Regions from separate parts of the Homo sapiens genome. Here region 1 is linked to region 2. Evidence: read pairs that join two places in POLR2A ChIA-PET (ENCODE). Cell type or tissue: PC-9. All regions are shown on one strand.

What was found. ChIA-PET counts read pairs that join two places held together with the same protein. Peaks named below come from ENCODE experiments on the same cell type or tissue, not always from the same donor. Only the 100,000 strongest peaks of a DNase experiment are listed, where the experiment ranks them.
Region 1: POLR2A ChIA-PET joins it to region 2 with 6 read pairs; 2 of 35 experiments call an interaction of 5 or more read pairs at or near these places.

The regions. Positions count from the first base shown.
Region 1 is chr2:121,501,227-121,509,226 of GRCh38, reverse strand. CLASP1 (cytoplasmic linker associated protein 1) reads left to right here. Exons shown (of 41, transcript NM_001395891.1): 8 at 5,993-6,060. Among named protein-coding and RNA genes, the nearest start is that of CLASP1-AS1, 25 kb to the left of the region's middle. In PC-9, no CTCF peak of the experiment used is centred here; a DNase peak (open chromatin) is centred at 4,036; H3K27ac peaks cover 261 bases.
Region 2 is chr2:121,565,326-121,573,325 of GRCh38, reverse strand. The region is part of intron 2 of CLASP1 (cytoplasmic linker associated protein 1); the gene reads left to right. Among named protein-coding and RNA genes, the nearest start is that of RNU4ATAC, 38 kb to the right of the region's middle. In PC-9, no CTCF peak of the experiment used is centred here; no DNase peak of the experiment used is centred here.

The DNA.
Region 1 (8,000 bases), 64 kb after region 2:
TTCAGCTTGGGTGACAGAGAGAGACCCTGTCTTAAAAAAGAAGAATCTGTATTCTAATATTGTTTGTTTGAATGTCTTATAGATGTTTGTTCTAGTTGGATTATAGTGTCATTGAAGTCTTATTTTCTGGTTGATCCTCTTTCTGGTTTTTAAAATCCATTAAGGAATGTACATATTGAAGTTTCCAGTTAATACTGTTGAATTATCTATTTCTCTCTTCAGTTGTCACTTTTTGCTTCCTGTATTTTGGGCTCTGTTCTTAGGTGCATATATGTTTATAATTGTTATGATCCCCTGAGCACTGACTCTTTTACTATTGTAAAATGTCTGTCTTTGTGCACAGAGAGAAGTTTTGTCTTAAGGTCTGTGTTACTTGTTATCACTATAACCATTCTAGCTCTCTTTTGTGTACTGTTTGCATGAAATATCTTTTTCCATCCTTTACTTTTCAACCACTTTGTGACTTTGAATCTTAAGTGTCTCTTAGACTGGGTGTGGTGGCATGTACCCCCAGTTCCAGCTACTGGGGAAGCTGAGGCAGGAGGATGACTTAAGCTCTAGTTCAGCCTTGGCAACCTAGTGAAACCCCATCTTTTATAAAAAAAATAAATACAGTGAGTCTCTTGTAGACACTATAAAGTTGAGTCTTATTTGTTTATGCAGTCTGACTTTTTTTAACTTTCCATTGGTTTAATCTATTTATATTTAATGTAGTACTGGCAAGGTAGAATTTATGTCTGCAGGTGTGCTATTTATGTTCTATATGTCATGACTTGTTTCTTTGTTCCTCTGTTACTGCGTTATTTTGTGTTAAATAGATATTTTCTAGTGTACTACTATAACTTGCTGTTTATTTTAGTTTTTTGGGGGGAATTATTCGCAGTTGCTCTGGGGCTTGCAATTAACATCTTAACTTTAAACAGTCTAGTTTAAATTGATACTATTTAATTTCAGTATTAAAAACTTCTACTTAGCTCTGTTTTCTTCTTTTTTTGCTATTGTCATGCAAATTACATCTTTATACATTATAAGCCCACCAGTGCATATAGTTCTATAATTATTGCTTTATGCAGTTTCTTTTTAAGTTATGTAGGACAAGAAAAGAGCTAAGAACAAAAAATACTTTTATACTATATTTTATATTTACCTATGTAGTTATTTTTACTTTTTTTTTTATTTCTTCATGTGGATTTGAGCTGTTGTACAGTGTCCTTTCATTTCAACCCAAAGGACTGTTGTTTTTCATTTATCTGGTAATATCTTAAGTTCTCTTTTGTTTTTGGTGAATAGTTTTGTTACATACAGAATTCTTGGTTGATTGTCTTTTTTAATTTCAGAACTTTGAATATATTATCTATTCCCACCCTGCTCCACTCTGGCTTTCATGGTTTCTCATGAGAAATCAGATATTGACCTTTTTGAGGATCCCTTGTGCACAATGAGTGGGTTCTCCATTGTTGCTTTGAAGATTTTCTCTTTGTCTTCTCTTGTGACAGTTTGGTTATTGTGTCTAGATTTGGATCTCTTTAAGTTTATCCTGTTTGGAGTAGCTTGTTAAATATATAGATTGTTTTATATCAAATTTGTGAAGTTTTTAGCCATTATTCTTCATATATCTTTTTTTGATAATTTTTCAACGTGGTAGATGCCTGAGGCAACGATAACAACTAGGGCAAAGTATCTGACCCAAAAAGTCCTTTGAAAAGTACCGTATCTCCTTTTCTTTTTTCTGTTTTCCTGGGACTTCTGTTATGTGACTATGTTGGTACATTGGTTTTGTAAGATGATCTCTTAGACTCTGTTCATTGTTTTTGTTTGTTTCTGTTACTTAGGTAGGATATGGTATCATTTGACTGATCTTCAAATTTGTTGATTCCTTCTTGTCTCAGCTCAAATCTGTTGAACTCCTCCTGGTGAATTTTTAATTTCAGTTATTGTATTTTTCATCTCCAGAATTTCTGTATGGTTCTTTTAAATATATTCTTTCTGTTTGTTGTTTTTCTCTATTTGGTGAGACATTGTTCTTACACTTTAATTCTTCAGAAATAGTTTTCTTTAGATCTTTCGACATATTTATATTAGTTGACTTGAAGTCTTCATTGAGTTAAGGCAATGTATAGGTGTCCTTAAAAATAGTTTTTGTTGACTGATTTTTATTTCCTTTGTATGGGCCATATTTTCTTGTTTCTTTGTCTCATCATTTGTTGTTGAAACTGGACACTTGAAATAATATATTGTGGCAACTCAGGAAATCATATTCTTTCCCCTCCCCAGATTTTTTGTTGTTGCTTTTTATTGTTTTTGTTGCTTATTTTGTTCTAGTGACTTTCCTGAAAGAATTCCTTAAAGTCTTTGTTCTTTGTTATATGTTGCCACTGAATTCTCTGGTTGGTTAGCTTAGCGGTGAGCTAATGATTGAACAGAGATTTCCTTAAACATGTTGAACCAGTAAGTCTCCCAGCCTCTACTGACTGGCTCTGTGTTTTGGGGGCATGCTTTCAGTGCTCTGAAAGGTGTTTTGCACCTCTGTCTTCCTTTTTACTTCCTGCTTGTTCAGAGTGTCAAAGTCAGCCAGTGGGGACATTAGAGGCTTCAGGGGTCTTTCCTGGGCCTGTGCATGTGCACAGCCTTGCACATATACGTGACCTCCCAGGTTCCCAGGAGTATGTCAGTGTTTTCAAAGTTTGCTGTGGACATCTCAATTTCTACCCCTCCTTCCCCCCACCTTTTTTTTTTCCTATTTTTGGTCAGCTTCTTTGCCCCAGTTGTTATTTCTGTCTTGGGTATCCGCCATGTTGAACAGTTGTCACTGGTTAGTTTTGATCATCGCCTCAGGGAAAAGGCCTCTAACATTGAACAAGCTCTAAGTCAGGTCAGATAAAGACAAGCCCTGCAACTGGGCTTGCAGGGATGTGCCAGATAGGTGGAATGATAGTTCTTTGGGAATGGGGACTTTTAGGGAGCTCCAGACTTGGGAACTTCAGCTCTTTCTAGTGGCTGCCAGGCTGCTGGTTTTCACACTTGCCATGATGATAAGTTGATTTGGACGGTTTTTGCCAATGTTTTCTTTGCTTCTTTGAAGCAGATTTTCAAGGGTCCTTATTCTGCCATTTTAAAGTGCTACTCTCCTGTTTTATGATCACAATATTTTCTCTTATCTCTTTGGAAGCACTAATGACATTTTTAAAAAAACTTTTTCTTTCTCTTTAAAATCTCTTCTGTCCTCCAAGTTTGGATTTTTAAGTATGTGTTTATGTTGATTTCTCTTTTTCATGCTAGAAGCTCTGAGTATATGGATGCAGCTTATTGACTGAGATTGCCGTGATTAAGTATTTGCTTCCAGGAAATTATTTAAAATTTATATATAAAATTTTCTAGGAAGGAACTAATTTGAACTAAATCTTATAGTAAAATAAATTCTAATTGGATTGAAGAGTTTAATATGGAAATTTAAATTCAGAAAAAATAGAGGAAGATGGTGGTTGTCAAACCAGTAAAGAAATTTATTTTAAATGGAAATCCAGAGATTTAAAATAAAACAATTTAGTGGCCTCAGAGGGTAATCATTAGTTATGTATTCAATGTCTTTGAATATATAAAACTCATCCTTTTAGATTTGTGTGAATCAGTAGGTCCCAAGAGAGACATTTTATATTTTTGTGCTCAGAGCTAGCAAACAAAAACCAGTCCTTTCATTCCTAAGGATGCTTTGTTGGTGTTAGACTGTCTCTTTAGGTGGTAACCTTGATAGGAGCTGTTGTAGCAGCATTAATGAGCAGAGAATGAGGGAGCTAGTGAGGCAGGAGAGTAAAAGCGGAGGGAATTCTGAATTAAGGTGGACATACTAGTAATAGTTATGTTTATAGTGTTCTCATACCTAGTTGTTCAGGCTTGCCAGGTCGTGGGTAATGTGACCACAGTGAGAATGCCTCACCACTGAGAAAGAATCTGCAGACTCGTACACAATTACCATTTAGAATGGTGAATACTCTCCCAGGAATGAAAGAAATACTTGCCTTCTTCCAGTAATTTCAGGAACAGCCAGACTAGAGGTATACCTTGGCTCTAACTTGCAGACTTGCAGACATGCTCACATCAGAGGGTGTGGTTGTGACACAATCAAGTAGTGCCTTAGTGAGGGCATGCCCTGGCAACCGGTGTCATGATATTATTTATGAGTTTGTCAAGCCATTGGAGATCTTTGTTACTTTTAAAAAGGGAAGATAATGGAAACATCATAAGAAACACAATCATGTAAGGCATCTTTCCAGTTCTTTAGTAACTGCTGGATTTGAAAGTGAGTTATAGTTTTATTCATATCTGGTCCTGAGGTGGCAATTGGAGTTTTATTCAGTGCCAGCTTTAACGAATGGGTAGTGGCTGCCTGGAATAGTTTTGAGAAGGATTCTGAGGGAACATCTGGGCTTGGTGGAAAGATGGCTTGAAAAGATTGTTGGTGTCTCCTATGGAATGGGGGGAGGCAGTGCATCAGGCTGGTTCATCCCCCTCATTTGCTGATGTGTAATTTTGTCCTCTCTGTTACTTAGAGCATAAGCTCCAGAGGGTAAGAACTCACTAGCTCGGTGTTGGGCACATAATGGGCACTCAAGTATTTTTGAGTGAATGAACAAATGAATGAACTAACACCAGAGCTTGTGTGAATACCTACAGTTTTCCAGAGTGAGGAGTTAGGTTCCAGCTGTCTAACATAGTGATGTAACTCTCCTGAGTGAGTGTCTGCATGGCATACATAGTGTTTGGTACAAATACCAAAAGAATGTAGCTCACATCTCTACCCCTAAGGAGCTTCCATTCGCTTGAGAAGAAAAGGCAAACATATTTGAAATGATGAGAGCTGGCAGGATAGGATGGTGTGTTAAAAAGCACTTAAAATGTCCCTAAAATTGAATGCACAGATACATTGCTTTGGAATCTCAACACTTACTCCAGTATACCTGTGAGAAAGCCTCTTTTTTCTTTCTTTTTTTTTTTTTGAGACGGAGTTTCGCTCTTGTTGCCCAGGCTGGAGTGCAGTGGCACGGTCTCGGCTCATTGCAGCCTCTGTCTCCCGGGTTCAAGCAATTCTCCTGCCTCAGCCTCCCTAGCAGCTGGGATTACAGGCACCCACCACCACACCCAGCTAATTTTTTGTATTTTTAGTAGAGATGGGATTTCACTATGTTGGCCAGGCTGGTCTCAAACTCCTGACCTCAGGCGATCCACCTGCTTCAGCCTCCCAAAGTGCTGGGATTACAGTAATGAGCCACCATGCCCGGCTCAAGAAAGCCTCTTTTTTCTTAACTTTTTCTACTAATTATGATTGCATTCTCCCACCTTTTCCTTTCATTTTTGGTGTCACTAGGATGGAATATTTAGACTGGTTAAGGAATTTTGCTTTAATTTAAATGCCAAGGTGAAATGATCCATTAATAGAAAATAAATGTAATACAGATTTTTTTTTAAGCTGAAGATTATCCAGTCACAGCATTTGTTTCTAGAGAAATCATTTATAGCATTTTTGGATTAAGCATGAATCACAGCAATAAGCACAAGCCTTTGTAACGTACTATTAGTGCATTTTGAAAAGCTCCATCCCAAGTTATTGATAGTCTGCGCTAAGAAAGAAAGAGGAGAAACACACACTTCTCATAAGATACACATTTTGTGTAGAGTAGTCAGTAATGTCAGAGAGCAGGGGCTCTGGATTACTACTCTCAGGGCTAGAATCTCCACCCCACACCTGTGTCACCTCAAGGAGATTAAATGAGATCTTTCAGATAGACTTCTAGGCCCATTCTTTACCCATAGTAAGTGCTCAGTTATTGTTGGCTATTGTTAATGTTATTGATTGAGTCACTGTTTTGTTACTAGGTGGGTCTGTACCATTGTTTTTTTTGATGGGGAGTGGGGATCAACTTCACATTAGCATTTTAATATAATTGGCTATGAGCAGTGATGGTTAATAGTTTGTTTACATTTTTCTTTCATACAGGTTGAATGTAATTTTTACAAAATTTGATGAAGTCCAGAAATCTGGAAACATGATACAATCTGCAAATGGTGAGTAGAAAAAGCAATCCCTACTTTTGCTTTTTCAGTTTTACATTCGCATCATTTATGTTATATGTGAAGAGCTGAATTAGGTAATTTAGTAAGAGTTTCTAAGTCTTAAAACTTAACCTCCATTCACCCAGTTTTCCAGGCCAGAAACAATGCAGTGAATCATCACTGACTTTCTTTCATAACCTGTATTGAATTTATTAGCGAATCCTGTTGGCTTTACTTTTAAAACTGCGTCCTGAATCCCAGGAACTCTCATCATCACTGCTGCTGTCTTCCTAGCACAAGCTGTCATGGTATTTTACCTGGGCTCTTGTGTTTCCCTCCTAAACAGTATCTTTTCTTCTACTGTTTCCCCATGCCTAAAGTCTGTTTTTCATATAGCAACCAGAGTAATCCTTTCAGAATACAAGTCGGGTGGTGTTAATCTTCTTCCTAATCCTCCAAAGACTTCCCATCACACCCAGGCTACAATTCACCAACTCACCATGGCCCACTGGGCCTTGCGTGATCTGGCACCCACCGCCATTCTGATGTCATTTGAATCGTTCTTTGTGAAATTTCTCTTTGCTCTAGCCACGTTTGACCTCCTTGCTAATTTTGAACATTCTGAGCATCTCCTGCTTCAGGACCTCTGTGCTTGTAATTCCTTCTGCCTGAAGTATTTGCCCTGTGGGTATCATTATGGCCTCATCCCTCCTCCCTCATACAGTATCTCACTTCATACAGTATCACTGCATTACTGAGGCCACCAGAATAGCATGTCCAGGGTTCTGAGGGAACGCTCTGTGCCCTCACCCTGTTTGAGTTTTCTTTGCATGTATCACTAGAAAAATATGTGTTTACTCATGAGAGCAGGACCTTTACTTTATTCCCTTTATTGTTCTTTATTTTTTTTCTCAATGAGCATAAATTCAACGCCTTGAAGAGTCCCTGGCTTGTGATAGGTGTGCAGTAAGTATTGTTGAATAAATAAAGTAATGATTTTGATGTCAATTGTAGTCTATTGTTGCCAGTTCCTGTATTCCTTTCACTATACTTTGTGATGATATTTGAGAACTAGTGGGTAATTCTTGTGATTCCAGAAGGAGAGGAAAAGACAGGAGTGAATTACTCCTGTATGAAGGAAAAAATATCAAAAAGTTAATTGCTGAGAAAAACTTTTTCTAACTCTGGATACCTCATTGTATCATAGCTAAGCTATTTTAGAATTTTTAGGTATCTTAGATTACAACCAGTACTGAATTCATTAATCCTGTTGGATTAACTTTTAAAACTGCACCCCGAATCCCAGTAATTCTCCTCATCATTACTACTGTCTTCCTAGTACAAGCCTTCACATTTTGAATATCTTGAGATTGTAAAGAGAAGTCTGAGCGCTTTTCCTCAAAGTAACTTGATACATAAGGGCAGAGCAGGTAATAGCATGCAAGTCTTTTGACTCACACTCTGCTGTGTACCTATTATTATTCCAAAGGAATTTTTCTTTGAACAGCATGTTTCCTATATAAAATACCTAAAGTGATCTAAAAATGCTTTCATTAATCCTCCTTATTTCTTTTTCATAGATTGTAAGAAATAATAGAAAATTGATATCATAATTCAGCTATTACCATCAAAAATCATTTTCGCTATATTTTCTTAGTTCATTTTCCTGTAACTGTATAATTTGTATATAATTTTAACTATGGTGTAATTTTCTCTCCTTTACCCTGTACTTTAGCTTACATACTTTCAGCTTTTAAAAACATATCATTGGTAGAGCTGGGGCCAGAATTCTGGCATCTGAGTGGTGCACTCGTGATGAGTGGGGTTGCTGGGTGTCCACAGGCAGGTCTTCACAGGCAGTTAGTTGCTGGACATGTGGCTTTTACTTTTGTGTGGGTGTATTTGTGTCATTTGTGTGGTTTCTCAGTTTAAAAATTGTTGGCACTAGGACA
Region 2 (8,000 bases):
TCCTGCTGTCACATTGTTTACACGTTCCTTTGTTTATATTTATTTTGCTTAGAAAACTGTGTTTTCAGCTGGGCGCGGTGGCTCACGCCTGTAATCCCAGCACTTGGGGAGGCTGAGGTGGGTGAATCACCTGAGGTCAGGAGTTCAAGACCAGCCTGGGCAACATGGCAAAACCCCATCTCTACTAAAAATACAAAAACTAGCTGGGCGTGGTGGCAGGCACCTGTAATCTTAGCTACTAGAGAGGCCAAGGCAGGAGAATTGCTTGAACCCGGGAGGTGGAGGTTGCAGTGAGCTGAGATTGTACCACTGCACTCTAGCCTGGGCGACAGGACGAGACTCCATCTTAAAAACAAAACAAAACTGTTTTCATGAGCACTGCAGAGTAATTTTAGTTCAGCTCTGGGTTAGTGGGACCCAAGCTAGATTTAATACCCTTTCCCTTTTCTCATTGGTCAGAAGAAGATGGTGGATGAACTATGCTTCCTTTCCTCCTTTGTTCTTGTTTAGGTTTGAGGCATGACCAGTCACCATCAATGGAAGTCTGGGGTTAACTTTTAACTTAAAAAAAAATTATCATATATATATTTTTGGTAGAAACGTGGTTTCACCATGTTGCCCAGGCTAGTCTCAAACTTCTGAGCTCAGGTGATCTGCCCTCCTCAGCCTCCCAAAATTCTGGGATTACAGGTGCGTGAGCCACTGCCCTCGGTCCTAACTTTTAACTCTTTATGTTTCAAATGTTCCTCTTTCCCAGCACACACAATCCAGTTGTCAATAAATTTTAGTAGTTTTTTTCTCTGAAATAATAATTTTTTGTCCCCCCCACCCTTAAGAATGTGTGCCTATTTGAAAATGGCAGAAAAGCATGAAGAAAATGTCGTCTTTTTTATTTTTTGAGAAGGAGTCTCGCTCTGCTGCCCAGGCTGGAGTGCATTGGTGCAACCTCGGCTCACTGCAATCTCCGCGTCCCGGGTTCATGCCATTCTCCTGCCTCAGCATCCTGAGTAGCTGGGACTACAGGTGCCCGCCACCATGCCCTGCTAATTTTTTGTATTTTTAGTAGAGACGGGGTTTCACCGTGTTAGCCAGGATCGTCTCGATCTCCTGATCTCGTGATCCACCCGCCTTGGCCTCCCAAAGTGCTGGGATTACAGGCATGAGCCACTGCGCCTGGCCCTATTATTTTATCTGAAGTGTCTACCTGTCAGACCTCTGCCTTTTTTTCTTCTAATTCTGCCTCTGCTATAGGAATCAGATGCCATTTTTCTCTTCCTTAGCCTTTTGAAGCTGCTTTCCAACTAGTTTCCCTCCCTAGGCCAAGTGGCTTTCTTTCTTCCTCTCTCTTTTTTTTTTTGTAATCAGTACTACATCTTTTACAGGTGAGCTTTCTAAAACAGATTTGTTTGTCCATCCCTGCTCCGAAGCCTTGAGTTCTCTGCTGCCTAAACAAGAAAGCCCAAACACCTGAGCATGATACTCAACACCCTCTAATATTTTTGTCCTAAACATGCCATTCTTTGCTTTTCTTCCACCACGTTCCCTCCATACTGTAGCCACACTGATTTGGTGCATCCTCCTGCCACCCCATTCTCTTTCCTCGGTATGGATTGCCTCTTGTTGGCCTTGTGAAACTTCTTTTCATGATTGAAGACTCAGCTTAAATGGTATGGCTCCTGTGAAGCCTGTGCTAATTTTTCCCAGTTAAAATTGCTTGCTCCCATACCACTGAGCCCACACCACACTTTGCCAGACCATGTTTTGCTTTGTGTTGTTGCCATTTGCTACTTGTTTCAACTATAATATTGATATTTTTGCAGAAGAGGGCCATAGTTTGATTTTTCTTTGTGTGTCTGAACCCGTTGCTTGCACAGCAGTACCCAGCATATAGTAACTGCTTATGAAATTTAATTATATTAGCTTGGGCAACATGGTGAAAGCCCATCTCTACCAAAGCAAAACAAAACAAAACAAATCAAAAAACTAGCTGGGCATGGTGGCACACACCTACAATCCCAGCTACTTGGGAGGCCGAGGTGGGAGGATTGCTTGAGCCTGGGAGGCAGAGATTGTGGTGAGCCAAGATCACACTACTGTACTCCAGCCTGGGTGACAGAGTGAGACCCATCCCAAAAGAAAAAAACCAAAAACTAAATAAATAAATTTAATTATATTAAGCTGCATAATAAGTGTCTCCTGCTTGCTTGTATTTGAGGTGGCCTTTTGTGTTTTTTGCTTAATGTGCCTTGTCATTAAAAAAACAGAAATCCCTGTGACAATTTCCTCTCTTATAGTCATATCCCAATTCAGTATAGCTTTATGAGAGGGATGAATTTGTAGCCATGGTTCTGTAAGGCAGGAAGATTCTAATGGGCATCCAAATCCCGTGGGTGACTTTCATTTCTCATGAGAATGAAGTGGGGAGGGGTAAGCGAGTGGGAGGGGACACCTGGGAATCAGCCAGGAATATTCCTTGTTTCCTTCATATCCAGTAAATCCAGAAAATGAGTTTTAGTTGGATGAAAGCCTTGGCATCCATCCTAACCTTTGTTACTAATTGAAGAACTTGAATTTAAATTGTGATTTGTTCTCAGAAAATTCCAAATAGAAAACTCATGGTATTATATCATACAGGGTCCCAGTGAAGGAAATCTAGAAATTCTAGTTTTCACACTGTAGAAGGAATATTGATACACTCACCCTCTCTTGCCTTTTGAAGGGAGAAGCCGGGCTCCCTGATATTGAAAACTACATGCTTGCTGTGAGAGAGGATGCATGGTAGGCTGAAAGCCTCATGGATCATTAAGAGTTCACTAGATTCTGCCTGCAGCTGTTAGAAAATGAACAATCAGGCATGTGGGAGTCTACCATGTTGCTGAAATGCTCAGCATGAATGACTTTAGCCACAGAGATATTTTTCACTTTGAGAAGGAAAACCTTTTTACACAAGAGAAGATTGGCTTTATGTTTAAGAAACAGTGTTCTACTTAGTGGTGCACTGAATTCTAGATCACATTTTGGTCATACTTCTTCCTCCCACCCTAGTGATAGTCTCCAGCAATAAAAAGGAGAGGCACTTTTTACTTCGTTAACAAGATTGTGCCACCTGTCTCTTTCCTTTGGGAGTTGGGTGGGGAGGGAAAGAAGGAGGGAGAGAGGAGAGAACAGACTGATATGCTAGAGGCCTCTTGGAAAGAAGTGAGTGCATATTAGTGATATTTAGACACTTGGATGCCCCCCTTTTTTAACTTTTATCCTTAACACAGAAACTAAAACAGCAAATATCTTCCTTTGACAGATGCAGAAACTGAGGCACATAGAGGAATTAATTTGCTCAAAGTTACACCAGTAGTAAGTGGCAGAATCTAGTCCAGAGTCTGCACTCTTAACCACTATGTGCTATTGTCACATCAGCACAGTTTACAAACAAGGTTGGCCATGGTGAGCCTCCAGTGCACACAGCATTCCAAGTAATCTTTTTTTTTTTGAGACAGAGTCTCCCTCTTTGCCAGGCTGGAGTGCAGTGCTGCAATCTTGGCTCACTGCAGCCTTGGCCTCCTGGGTTCAAGCGATTCTCCTGCCTCAGCCTCCCGAGTAGCTGGGACTACAGGCACGCACCACCACGCCCTGCTAACTTTTTATATCCCATTTCATCATGTTGGTCAGGCTGGTCTCAAACTCCTGATCTCAGGTGATTTGCCCTCCTTGGCCTCCCAAAGTGCTGGGATTACAGGTGTGAGCCACCACGTCCGGCCGTAAGAAATCTTTTAACATCATAAATTGGGTTCTATCACTTGTCAGCCTAACCTTCTCCAGTGTCTTCCCATTACACTTAAAATAAAATTAAAACATTTACTTTAAAGGGTTAATGACCTTGTGCCGAAGGCCTAGCCCTAGCTGTCTCTTGGCCTTGTTCTCATTCCTGCTGTCTTTTACTGTCCTCCAGCCGCCCTGATCTCTGTCTCTAGATTGTGCTTCAGAGGGCTTTCTAATGGTTAGTTGGCTTTCTCCCGATCTCTGTGTTATGAGCTATATCCTATCATTTGGGTCTCAGCTTAAACTCACTGTTTAGAAACCTTCTGTGACGTCCCTAGCTAAAATAGTCTCTACCCTCAGTCAATTACTTTGCCACTATTTGAAATTCCTTCTACTTGAATGTAAGATTCTTGAGGCAGAGACCTCTTATGGCAGTTTAGGAAGACAGGCAAAGTCATTAGCGTCTCTATTGCCTAAAACAGTGCTTGGGACATGGTGGCCACTCAATAAATATTTATTGAGTAAATTAACATAATGAGGGATTGAACATTTATATCTCCGGAAGGCACATGGCTTTCCTGAGAGCAACTTTTACATCCCTCTGGCTTAACAGATATATGACACCAGCTCAGGACAGCCAGAGGCTACCCTATCAATTCTATTCCTCCAAACTATTCCTGCCACCTCCCTAACTAAAACTTGTGGAGAAGTTTGTCTCCCCAGTGTCTCAGCAGTAAGTGAAGGTAGGGGAAGACCAAGGACCTGGATATGACAGAGTTCTCCTCTGATTTGCTCTATTTTATAGGACCCTGGAAAGCAACTCTTGGACTTGAGCTTCACACAATGGCTATATTTGTAATGGTGACTTCAAGAAAAGCCAAACTCTAGAGTATTCTCTATAATTGAAATATCTAGTACATTTTAGGAGATTTCCATTAACTAAATGGAAACTTAAGACATTTAGAATCAGTCCTCAGTTATGTGGAAAAATCCTTTCTCCGGATAGACTCATTCCTTCTTTCAGTTGTGAGCGTGTTACTTGCTTAGTGCTGGGCAGTCTTCACTAAAGTTGGGTTATGGTTATTAAAGAAATGTTTGTTTCATTTGTTCTTTTGCTCGTCTAGAATACAACACATTTCTTATTTGAAATCAAAGGCTGAGTTTTCTGAGGGTCATTTGTTATCTGATTAGACTGCCCCAGTGTGAGGACCAGGGGCTCTGAAGGCCACTGACCACCCCTCTCTGGTCCAGTGGTTACAATTGCCCCCAGGGTTCCGGGAGGGGTGGAAGCTAGGTCTCTTTGACCCCTGCTTAGCAGTAATGTGCTGTCTCTGAACTCTGAATCATACTGAACCAATTCTGGCTGGACGTCATTAGCCACCCCTGTCCATTATTGATTCAGCCCTGAGTCTGAGAGCACAGTACACATCTGTCTGAAGCCCTCTAGACGAGTGGATGAATCCTCCCTCTGTTCTGTACTGGTGCTGTTCAATGCATGTTAGAAACTGGATACTCTGATGACATCCTGAAAGTGTATAAAGCCTTGATCTTTCTCTGTTTTTGATTCATGGATGTAAAAGCATGAAAATCTTAGAAGTTAACCAGTCCACCGAAACTTTACCAGCTTCCCAACCCCATCTAGGAAGATAGAAGTAGTCACATAAAGAAAGAGACTTTATAACTTCTTAGCCAAGATAAATCACTAAACTCTGATATCGTGTATTTGTATTATGTGGCGCTCCAAAGGTATTTCTTTTCTTTCCTAACACCTCTTTGTAGTCCAGATTTGTCTTTAGATTTCATGGCTTAGTCATAGCATGATGAGAGGATAATTAGGGTAGAGATTTATTTGCCCGTTTCACACATTTTGTGTTTGTGTGTATGTGAAGATAAGATGTGCCAGGGAGTTAAAGGGAGAAAAATTCTATTCCCTGCCTTCAAACTAGTGATTATAGCAGAGGAGACGTTTGCACGGGAGGACCTCGTGTCGTACATTACAGCCAACCAGTTACAAGAGATGCAGAGTGCTGAGTCCAGGCTGCCCTTCTGTGGGAGGTAACTAGCGAAAGCTTCTGGAAATGGTGGCCCTGGAGCTGGATCTTATAAGATAGGCAGGATTTGGTCATGTAGAAGTAAACTTTCCAGGTGGAAATAGTGCCGAGCAATGCTGGAGCAGTCTGGAGAAGTTCCACTTTGGCCCATGGATCATGTGTACTGAAGCTCTGGGGTACTCTCCTTCCCCCTATTCTTGGGAAGCTCCCAGAGGGCAAGGGCTTTGTTTTGTTCAGTCTGTATGCTGAGCATCAGGACAGGACAGTGCCTGGCCCACAGCGGTGCTCGACTGTTTGTTCAGTGAGTGGAAGAAGCTGAGGATAATGAAAGTAGCTAACGTTTATGGAACAGTTCTGCATACTAGGCCTGTGCAGAGCTCTTTTAGGCAAATTGTTTTCCTTCATCCTCACAACCATCTTGTTAGTTGCTGTTGTAATTCCCCTTTAATAGGTGAAGATAAGTGGTAGAGCTGGCATCTGAAATGGGGCTATCTGTGTTCAGAACCCAAACTCTTCCCCTGAACTATGCTTCCTAGAGAGAGATTGGTGCCCAGCCTCAGAGGGCGTGAAGGCCACACCAGGGCTGTTAAGCTGTTTTTTAAGCAGGCTCTGAGGGTTCATTGAAGGTTTTTGAGCAGGCTTCTAGGGTGTTCCAAGTTGTGTCTTGGAAAGTAAAAAAATTATGGTGGTGTCTCAGCCAACTTGGGGATGAGTAAGAGGTTCCTAGAAAATAGTCCAGTGGGTAAGAGGTAATGAGATTGAGGATGGATTACTGGAATGTTAGGGGAACTAGTTGGGTACTAGTTTGAGCATTTGGCATTGGTAGGTAGTTATTATCAAAATTACTAGTGGCATCTGAAAGTAATTTAAGACATGAGCTTGTGCTTTGCACACAGTAAATCCTCAATAAAATGATTATAGTTTGTCTACAATGCTTACTGTTTTGGAGCTTTGAATCTCGCTCACCTAAGGAAGTCCTGTTTGCAGACATCTTGGGCATTTTGCTTATAAACAATATTTCTTTAGTTCTCTGCTATAGTTCTACTTGAAAACCCAGTCTTTCAAGAAAAACAAGAGAGGACCAAGTTGTTTCCACTTATTGCTTACGTTTTACAGACTATTACTTTTAACACAAAATATGGTGCAGCACAGAACACATTACAGAGCAATACAGTTTGCAAAGTAATTACAGGATTTATAAACATGGGAATTCACATTATACACCTAGCATGTGATCTGATAACGGGGTCCAAGAAATGCAAGGCACCTTGAGGTCTGGCCTGTGGTCCCACTGCTTTCGTCCCCATTTCTCTTTTTGCACCCACACATCTACCCCCTCTTGTGGGAGGACTTTGAGATGATTGCTTCAGAGGCACCTGAATAGTTTATAGGCTGGTCTCATTAGAATTGTTTGGTAGCTTGGATTAAAGCAGTGAAATGTGAGAAGGGTGCTGGAGGTCCATTAATAGGACTCACAGCTGTCAGTCTCAGAGCCCAGTGCTAGCTCCTGCTGTGTGCTTGTTTCTGGCCGTCCCTGAAACAACCCTGCAAGAAAGTTCACTTGTGCTTTTTGGGTGTTTTCTCTTCGGAAAAGAGATAAATCCTAGGGCCCTTGTTTTAGTACCTTACCTGTGGATAACTACAGCAAACTGATGCAAACAGGGAAAGGACTTAGAACAAGTTTTAGGGCCGTTCTGCTCTTAATGTGTGTTCTGACTGTCAGTATTGCTGTCAGCATCTAGACTTGAGCATGCAGATCTGCTGATCATGCCTGATGATCTTTGATTTGAGTTGCTAAGTCAGATAATGCCAGAATTGGAGCGGCCTAGTGAAAAAAGGCTCTGGGCTCACAGTATGGGGCATCAGCTGTCTCTGCAGCTCTCAGGGCTCTGACAGCCTGTCCCTGCCAAGGGAGGGATGAGCATGGAAGGTCACAGCAAGTTCAGTGGGAAAGTGGCTTCAGGGCAGAGCTTTGGTTGGCTGTGGATGTGGAGGAAGTTCATTTCAAAGCTCATTTAGAGAGGGTTTAAAAACAAATTTCTTAAAAAAAGTGCATCTCCTTTTATGTGAACACAGCTGCTGCATGGGGCTGTGATAGTGCCTCCTGGACTTGTGCAACAAGGCAGCCCTGGTAGAAATACTATACCGATTGCTTTTGGCAAATTTGATTTACTGGAGAAAGTAGTCACATGA